Regions from separate parts of the Homo sapiens genome. Here region 1 is linked to region 2. Evidence: read pairs that join two places in POLR2A ChIA-PET (ENCODE). Cell type or tissue: GM12878. All regions are shown on one strand.

What was found. ChIA-PET counts read pairs that join two places held together with the same protein. Peaks named below come from ENCODE experiments on the same cell type or tissue, not always from the same donor. Only the 100,000 strongest peaks of a DNase experiment are listed, where the experiment ranks them.
Region 1: POLR2A ChIA-PET joins it to region 2 with 5 read pairs; 2 of 35 experiments call an interaction of 5 or more read pairs at or near these places.

Annotation. Positions count from the first base shown.
Region 1 is chr1:6,743,287-6,748,286 of GRCh38, forward strand. No RefSeq gene overlaps it. Among named protein-coding and RNA genes, the nearest start is that of LINC01672, 21 kb to the left of the region's middle. In GM12878, no CTCF peak of the experiment used is centred here; DNase peaks (open chromatin) are centred at 565 and 2,025; H3K27ac peaks cover 476 bases.
Region 2 is chr1:7,650,020-7,655,019 of GRCh38, forward strand. The region is part of intron 7 of CAMTA1 (calmodulin binding transcription activator 1); the gene reads left to right. Among named protein-coding and RNA genes, the nearest start is that of VAMP3, 120 kb to the right of the region's middle. RefSeq lists enhancers at 684-1,185, 1,186-1,685. In GM12878, no CTCF peak of the experiment used is centred here; no DNase peak of the experiment used is centred here.

The DNA.
Region 1 (5,000 bases), 910 kb before region 2:
CAACTCCCATCCCTATTTGCCCTCTGTGCCTGGCGGGGGGTTGGGGGAGTTTGTTTTGTTCCTCAAAATGTGGTCCATGGGCCAGCTGCGTCGGCATACCTGGGCACTTGTTGGAAAGGCGGGATCTCGGCCCCACCCTAGATCAGCTTAATCAGAATCTGCATTGTAACCAGAGCCCCCTCAGTGAGTCACGTGCACAGTGGAGTTTAAGAAGCTCCTCCCTCCAGGACCCTGCTCCACCTGGGCTGTCTTCTCACACCTATTTCTCCTCTTCTTCTGCCACCTCCGCAGGTGTCTCGGCTTGGATTCCTGCAGCTCGGGAGGACACATTAGGGAAATGTCTATGATGCTCTTTCTGCCTTAGCTTGTTAGAGTTGGCAGCAGAAGAGGCCCCTCCTGGTAGCGCTCGGCTGGGCCCTGCAGCTGGCTGGGGGAGGCCTCTCTGTGGCCACACGCCTGAGGTCTGGGCTGGTTCCCCTTGCTGCTGCCTCTCTCCTGGGTGGACAGTGGTCTAGAGCTGTGCTGGGGGCCCCGTCCTTCCTCCTATGCACCAGGCTCAGCGAGAGGCAAAGGCGAAGGTGTGAAATGACTTTGACCTTGGTGTTTAGGCAGATCCCTCTCACTCTGAAAGTGCTTCAACATGTTGGCCTGGTACGTTCCGAGCACTGTGGAGTTTTGGCAGAGTGGCCGATAAGTATTTTTAGTTCCTTCCTCCTTAATGTTTGCCAGAAAACCACAGTCATTACTCATGAGGAGGAGAAGTTTCCTCCCTCCCAGGCTCCAGAAGAGTCCGGGCTTGCCCTCAGATGCCCACTGAGCTGCCCCTGCCTGGGCTTCTAAGCTGTCTTTGAAATCAACATAATGCTAACACCTACAATAAAGCAGGATACCATATATTTTTTAATAGACTAAGACCTGAGCTTTTTTTTGTTAATTAATTTGGTGTTTTTTTTTTTTTTTTTTTTTTGAGATGGAGTCTTGCTCTGTTACCAGGCTGGAGTGCAGTGATGCGATCTCAGCTCACTGCAACCTCCACCTCCTGGGTTTAAGCAATTCTCCTGCCTCAGCTTCCCGAGTAGCTGGGACTACAGACGCGAACCACCATGCCCAGCTAATTTTTTGTATTTTTAGTAGAGATGGGGTTTCACCATGTTGGCCAAGCTGGTCTTGAACTCCTGACCTCAGGTGATCTGCCCACCTCGGCCTCTCAAAGTGCTAGGATTACAGGCATGAGCCACCGCACCCGGCCTTTTTTTTTTTTTTTTTTTTTGAGATGGGGTCTCACTCTGTCACCCGGGCTGGAATGCAGTGGCACCATCTCAGCTCATTACAACCTCTACTTCCCAGGCTTAAGTGATCCTCCCACCTCAGCCTCCTAAGTAACTGGGACCACAGTCATGCGCCACCACGCCTGGCTAATTTTTGCGTATTTTGTAGAGATGGGGTTTCATTACGTTGTCCAGGCTGATCTTGGACTCCTGAGCTCAAGTGATCCTCCCTCCGTGGCCTCCCAAAGTGTTGGGATTACAGGTGTGAGCCAGCTTGCCTGGCCCAATTTATTTGTTAAAATTCTAGTAAAATATACCTATCATAAAATGTAATATTTTAATATTTTAACCACTTTTTTTTTTTGAGACGGAGTTTTGCTCTTGTCGCCCAGGCTGGAGTGCAATGGCGCAATCTTGGCTCACTGCAACCTCCACCTCCCGGGTTCAAGCCATTCTCCTGCCTCAGCCTCCCGAGTAGTTGGGATTATAGGCATGTGCCACCACGCGCGGCTAATTTTGTATTTTTAGTAGAGACGGGTTTTCTCCATGTTAGTCTGGCGGGTGTCCAACTCCCAACCTCAGGTGATCCGCCCACCTGGGCCTCCCAAAGTATTGGAATTACAGGTGTGAGCCACCGCTCCAGTCCTATTTTAACCACTTCTAAGTATACCATTCAGTGGCATAAGTATATTCACAGTTGTGCAACTATCACCACCATTCATTTCCAGAGCTCTTCATCTTGTGAAACTGAAACTCTGTACCCATTAGACAAGAGCTCCCCATTCCCCCGCCACCCCCTTATCCTCTGGAAACCACCATTCTACTTTCTATGAATTCCATGACTCTAGGTCTCTCATAGGAGTGTAATCATACAATATTTGTCCTCTTGTGACTGGTTTATTTCACTTAGCATAATGTTTTCAAGTTTCACCCATGATGTAGTGGCCTGAGCTTCTTAAAAAAAAAGAAAAGCCCGGGCGCGGTGGCTCACATCAGTAATCTCAGCACTGTGGGAGGCCGAGGCGGGTAGATCACCTGAGGCCAGGAGTTCAAGGCCAGCCTAGCTAACATGGCGAAACCCTGTCTCTACTAAAAATAAAAATTAGCCGGGTGTGGTGGCGGGCGCTTGTAATCCCAGCTACTCGGGAGGCTGAGGCAGGAGAATCACTCGAACCCGGGAGATGGAGGTTGCAGTGAGTCGAGATCACGCAACTGCACTCCAGCCTGGGCTACAGAGTGAGACTCCGTCTCAAAAAAAAAAAAATCACCCATTTAATTGATAGAGGAGGCTGGGCACAGTGACTCACGCCTGTAATCTCAACACTTTGGGAGGCAGAGGTGGGAGGATTGCTTGAGCCCAGGAGTCTGAGATCAGCTTGGGTAATATAGCTAGGTCCCATCTCTCCAAAAAATAAATAAATGAGACAGGCATGATGGCGTGTGTCTGTAGTCTCAGCTACTCGGTGGGAGGCTGAGGTGGGGGGAGGATCACTTGAGCCCAGTAAGTCGAGGCTGCAGTGAGCTATGATCACGCAACTGGGCTCCAGCCTAGGTGACAAAGCGAGACCTGGTCTCAAAATCAAAAACAAAAGCAAAAATCCATGATTGCATTTTTTTATTTTAGGCAACCAGTTTCTGGTTAGTCCTAGCATATCTGCTAAGGTAGGGCAGCATTTGCTTTCAAAAAAGGGATGGCCAACCAGAAGCACGCCAAAGGCAGCTCCCTACCACTTCTGCTCCTTGGGAATGGTCTGGGGAAAGCCAGCTGGGCACACCTCCCCTCTGCTCAGGAGAGTGAAGAAATCCACAGGGTTAGGGCTTAGACAGCTTTGCACAAACTTAGGGACCCCCAATTCCCTCTGCCAAGGGCAAAGTTCCTGCACCTTCAGCATCTTCAATCATAGTTCCCTGTGTGGATCTTAGTTTTAATGGCAGTACCTTCTAGACCACAAGGGACGCGGCTCCCTCAGAAAAATCTCACCATTGGTGGAGGGATAATAGCCTTAAGGATCTAGTTCAGTAAACACAGGATTCTTTTGTGATGTGCTTTCCAAACGAGGCACACACTTTGGGATTAATTAAACTATTTTCTAGCTGCTTGCCAGGGTAACCTTTCTTTTATGCTTCTTAGGGGGGCACACAACGTAAAAAGTCAGATCTATTATGTTCATGACTCGGAGGGAAAGATCTGGGACAAAATTACCTTACACACCATTTTTTTTTTTTTGGATGTTTTTTCTTTTCTTAAATTTCCTGATTACTGGATCAGATGGAGAGCTGTCTGAGCTGTGTGCTAGCTAAGAAACAGAGTCAACCCAGGAGAGGAGCAGTTTGGAATTAAAGGGATAGAAGCTCAGGGTGGGCGGGGGGGGGGTGACACTGATGACAGCATGAACCCCCAATTTCTTGGCACGCTCTTGGGGGGACAATAAAGAGGTACATGGGAGTTAAGTGCTGACTGTTGAAGCCTTGGCCCATGTTCTTATTCCAGGCTTGCTGTGTTTTTGAGTGCATGACATTTAATTAATTTTACAGTTCATTCTTTTCACCGTTCTGTTTTTGACAGTGTCACCCTCCGATCTCTCAGCTGGTTGGGAAAAATCTGTATCAGTCATTACCCTTGCTCAAGCCCAGACTGGGTCATCTGGCCACAGCAGGAGATGCAGCGGGCAACAGCAGCAGGAGATGCAGCGGGGAACAGCAGCAGGCATGGAGCTGAGACAAGATTTCACTGTGAAGACAGTTTCCGGGGAGAGGCTGGGTCCGAAGCTGCATCTCCATGTCCCAGGAGTACCTTTCAAAGCTTCCCCTGTCCTGGCCTCAAGCTCTAGGAGCTTTGAAAAAATGCTTGCATTTTGGGCCGGGCCTGGTGGCTCATGCCTGTAATCCCTGCACTTTGGGAGGCTGAGGCGGACAGATCGCTTGAGGTCAGGAGTTTGAGACCAGCCTAGCCAATATGGCGAAACCCTATCTCTGCTAAAAATACAAAAATTAGCTGGGTGGTGGTGGGTCAGCACCTGTAATCCCAGCTACTTGGGAGGCTGAGGCAGGAGAATCACTTGAGCCTGGGAGGCAGAGGTTGCAGTGAGCTGAGATCACGCCACTGGACTCCAGCGTGGGTGACAGAGTGATACGCTGTCTCAAAAAAAAAAAAAAAGCCTGGAAAATATGCTTGCATTTTGAATATCTATCTATCTATCTATATATTTTGTATCTGTAAAAGAAAAAATATTCAGGACTCTCTAAATGTATTATGCCATGTGGGGAGTTAAGCCCTGGAAACTCCCATAGCATGTATGCAACTTCTGCTCTTAGGTGATAGTTTAACTCTCTTCCTCATTGCTCTTGTTCTGTAAATGACTGGGAGAGACCAGAGACCAAACCTCCTCCCCTTCCAATCACTGATCTTTGTTGTAGATGAACTGCCTTCTTTATTGTCCCGTGCCTAACCTAGACCAGATGGGACAAAAGACCCCATGTCTATTACATCTTTAGTGTGGAAGGTTAAATATACCTTTCCCAAAAAGAAAGACTACCTCAACCAACCAGATATTGTAATTATGCATTAAACCTTATATAGAAAGACGTTGAGATTCTGTTCCGCTTCCCCAAGCTTTGTCTATATAAACAGTTGCAAACTTCTACACTTTGGAGCACTGACTTCCATTCTTTGGAATCTGTGCTTCCCAGGCAGCTCATCTTCAAACTTTGTGCCTGAATAAACTCCCTTTA
Region 2 (5,000 bases):
CGGCGCTACCTCCCCACACACCAGGAGGCACCTGAGTCCAGGAGGCCCTAGAGCAGTCTTACCAGGAGCAAGATGGAAGCATCCAGAATCCCACTTGGTCCCCCACCCCTCTTTCCAAGTGGCCTGGAGGGGCAGATAACCCTGAGGCTCTGACGCTGCCAGGCGGCCGGCACTCCTAGCGCACTCACACTTCACCCACGGTGCAAAGAATTCCCAGCCTGGTAACAATGCCGCTTCGCACATCAGGAGAAGATTCCGAGAGCCTCAGGATGGCTCTAAAGTGCCACTTTGTATGTCACTGAGCACCTTGGAGATTTCCTGTGAGGCCAGTTACAGGGGTAAAGGACATGCCACCCCACACGCTCTGTATTTCCTGATGATGGAGTCACTGGCCGGGCTGGAATGGCGCCTCTCCCTACCCCTCATTGACAATGTCTGTCCCACTTGCAAGAAGAAAGAATACGGGAAGGTCAAGCTCTCAACACCCTGGCAGTCTGCTGGACCCTCCACCCCCGCCTTTTCCAGAGGACGTGTGATGTTGGGACGAAGCCCATGCCCCCTGGCAGAGGGAGGACTGTGATGCCCCAACAGCGAGCACCAGAAATGACAGGCTCACTGGGGACACGGCAGATAGGTCCCCGCATGTGCACACGGTGGGCGCACACTCCATCCCGTCCCCCCTCAGCCTCTGCGCTCCTCGAAATGAGATTTCTGAAAATTTTGTCCTCAGGACCAATAGGCGAATGAGAGTTGAGTGGTGAGATCGGGAAATTGAATAGTATGTGGGTGTCTGGATATGAGAAGTTAAATCTAATGAAAATTTCATCCAGTTGAACCAAGAAATCAGAAACAGGGCCTTTATTCCTGTCAACAAGAATACAGTGAAAATTAAACCAACCCGGCTGCCATTTCCCATTGACCTTGTCGCCATGGAGACAGCCTTCTAGTGTCAACAACACCGAGGACTCCGAAGGGGCCTCATTCACTCCAGGAGAGGCACGTGGCCGCTCCCTCTCCCGTCCGCCTCCGGCACGTGGTTCATAAGGAGAGCAGCCACACGTCCAGGGTTGCTGGAGAGCAACCCAGCCTATACCAGCACCTGGACAAATGACCACAGCACCCTTTGTTGGCTCCCAAGGTGACCTGGCTTGACTAGTTAAATGGCCACCCTCTTTCTGGGTCTTTCTTGGGTGGCAGGGTACCTAGGTGGGTGGACTGGACGAGCCCAGATGGAGGAGGAGGACAGGGCCCCCCACAGCCCTCCAGAAAAGGACACTGCCCCTCGTCCTTGCCACCTGCTCATCACAGCACCCAGAAATCTCTTCTCATGCAAAGGAAGGCCAAGCGTCGATTCCAGCAGGTGCCGCCTGTACAGTTACCATGGTGACCAAAGCTCCAGGTGGCCTTGCCCTGTCATCCTTCCAAGAGTTACTGCCCCACAGAGCAGAGGGGACAGGTAGCTGGTTCTCACCCGTTCCAGGAGCCACCAGGGGCTGAGGCAGACTTCTGGAGTTCTCTCTGTCTCCTCGTCCAATTCCTTTCCAAAGTCTTCCAGGCAGGACTGCGGAGCAGAGAGCTTCCCCTCTTGTGAGGCTTTCCACCCTGGCCTGGGCAGATCTCCTGTGGATGCCATCACATCAGAATCCAGGGGTGGGGCCACCTACCTGGATAGGGCCCAGTGGCATACAGTCAGGTGAACTGGCAAGAGGCAACCACTTTCCAGATGAAGAAACTAAGATCCAGAGGAAACAAAGATCTTGTTCTAAGATCACACAGTGCATGAGGGAAACAGCTGCGGCCACATGGGGGCCCCGACCCCAGGCCAGCACGGTGCTGCCACCCGGTCTCCCACTGTTTCTAAATTCTCGCCTCTTCTTCCCACATAGCCAGCACAGGGCATCGCACTTGGAGGTTTTCCCTGCCCTTTGGGAAAGCCCCACCACTGCATGGGACAGCCATGTCAGGAATGAAAGACAGCCAAGACGAAGCTGCCCCTCAGCCCCCTGCCATCCCTCAGGGGGTCCCCTCCCACCCCCACCATACCCCAAATGAGGAGGCCCTGTCGTGGAGCCAAGCATTGCCCCCACACATCCTGTACCGTCTGGAATGAACCCTTCTTAGCTTCTTTGGGTTTTTATAGAAATTCCCCCCAAATGCACCTCTAACCAGGCACAAAGCCTGCTGCCGTGACAAGACCAGCACATGCCTCAGGGAAGCCCCAGCTCCCAGGCTTGGATGCAGCGTTGCTGAGATGTCCTCCTTGCAGCAGCCTCCCAGGTTTTCTTCCCCCTTCCTCTCCTGCTTGCTCTGATTTTCCAAGAGCAAGTCCCCATCAGGCCCTGCCTCCCAGTTCCTCCCGTGGGAGGCTCAAGGACGAGTTTCTTCTGCCCTGGTCTGGGTGGCTTGGCCAGATGAGTGACAGCTGACCTGACCCCGAAGTGAGGAAATCCCAAGTGGGGAGCCAGGGACTCGGGAGCTTCTGCCCACTAAGGCCCCAGCCAGCAAGGCCTGGCCCCTCTGAGACAGCCCAGCATCTGCGAAGTCAGGGAGGGCAGGAGACGAAGCTGGGCATCAGCTTGGGATGACAGCATGTGGTCCAGCACCAGGACCCTGAGTTTCCTGCACAGTCACCAGCCCCTGGTGAAGGGGCCGAGGGAAACCAGACTTCCCTCCAGGAAGTGAAGTGAGTCTTGCTGCTCACGGCCAGCACCCTCTACCTCCAGATGGGGTCGCTTTTCTCCTCTGCCCACCACCGAGCTGCTGTCCAGTCTTCCTCACCTCCTCCTAGGAGCTGGTCCTGGCAGAGCTGAAAGCCAGGCAGGTCGCCCAGTGGAAAGAGCTTGAATCTGCAGCCCCTCCTCACCCCCTACGCACCTGCTGTGTGACCTTGGGCAAGTTACATAACTTCTCTGAGTCTCGGTTTTGGCATTAATAAAATGGGATAATATATTCTGCCTCAAGGGATCACTGGGAGGTTAAAGATGTCATCTCTAGACCTGAGCTTCTCAAACTTGAGTGTGCCTCGAAGGCCTATTAGGACGTGGATGCTGGGCCCCAAACCCCAGCGTTTCTAATTCTGCAGGTTGGGGCGGGGCCTGAGAATGTGCGTTTCTAACAAGTGTCAGGTGATTCTAGTGCTGCGGGGGCCACACTTTGAGAACCACTGCTCCACAGGAGAGTGTCTGGCCCCGTGCCCTGCCCACAGCAGAGGCTCAGTGGAGTACATAGTATTGTTATTATTTTTTTCCCCTTCTTTTTTTGAGACAGGGCCTCACTCTGTCACCCAGGCTGGAGTGCAGTGGCCCGATCACAGCTCACTGTAGCCTCGACCTCCCTGGGCTCAGGTGATCCTCCTGCCTCCGCCTCCCATGTAGCTGGGATTACAGGTGCCCACCACCACACCAGACTAATGTTTTTATTTTTTGTAGAGACTGGGTCTCGCCATTTTGCCAAGGCTGGTCTCAAACTCCTGGGCTCAAGTGATCCACCCTCCCCAGCCTCCCAAAGTGCTGGCATGAGCCACCACACCTGGCCTTGTTCTTTTTTTCTTTTTGGAGTCAACATATGAAGATGCTCACATACTGCCTGGCATGGAGGATATGTCCAATAACTATCATTGTTTTTGTTGTTATTACTGAGACATGAGCTCTGCTTATAGCTCACTGAGGGAAATGATGAACCAATTAAAAAAAAAAGTGCTAGGGAGGGCATGATTGAGAAATTGGCCATTCACTCATTCACTCTACCAGCCTTTATTAAGCATCTACTATGTGCCAGGCATTGTTCTGAGGATGGGAGATGAGCAGTGAACAGCTTGGCAAGGCCTGCCCTCAGGATCCAAACTCCAGCTCCTAGGGACAGGCATGAGCAGCCAGGAAGGCTATTGTGATTTCTATACCCATAGTTCTCAAACTGGAGCATGCATTTGAATTCCCACGAGGGCCCCTTAGGACACAGGTGCTGGGCCCCATCCTGAGTCTGTGATTCGGTGGGTTTGGGGAGGGCCTGAGAATGAGCCAGAGGCGGGGGCTTGAGCTGGGCTGTGCTGGAAAGAAGGGTGGCATTTAAAGTGGTAGAAGGGCTAGGCGTGGTGGCTCACACCTGTAATCCCTGCACTTCAGGAGGCCGAGGTGGGTGTATCACTTGAGGTCAGGAGTTCAAGACCAGCCTGACCACCATGCTGAAACCCTGTCTCTACTAAAAATACAAAACTTAGCCAGGCGTGGTGGCGCACACCTGTAGTCCAGCTACTCAGGAGGCTGAGGCATGAGAATTGCTTGAACCCAAGGGTCGGAGGTTGCAGTGAGCTCAGATTGCACCACTGCACTCCAGCCTGGGTGACAGAGTGAGACCCTGTCTCAAAAAATAAATAAATAAATATATTAAAAATAAAGTGGTAGAGGAGAGAGGCATTCTGGAAAGCCCCTGATGTCAGAACCCCTTGAACTGTACACACACACACCCCTATACATACACACACCTATACACACATACACTCCTATACACACAAACACACCCATCTATACACACACCGGCACACACCTATACACACACACCTATACATACACACAGCTATACACACACACTCCTATACACACAAACACACCCATCTATACACACACAAGCACACACCTATACACACACACCTATACACACACTCCATGCACACAAACACCCCTATACACACAAACACACCCACCTATACACACACCCACACACCTATACACACACATATACAAACACACCCACCTAAACACACACCTATACCCACACACCTATACACACACCCACACACACCACACACACCCCTATACACACGAACACACCCACCTGTACACATACCCACCTATACACACACATCTATACACACAAATACATCTATACACCCACAAACACACCCATCTATACACACACAAGCACACACCTATACACACACAAACACACCCACCTATACACACACACCTATACACACACCCACACACACCTATACACACACCCCT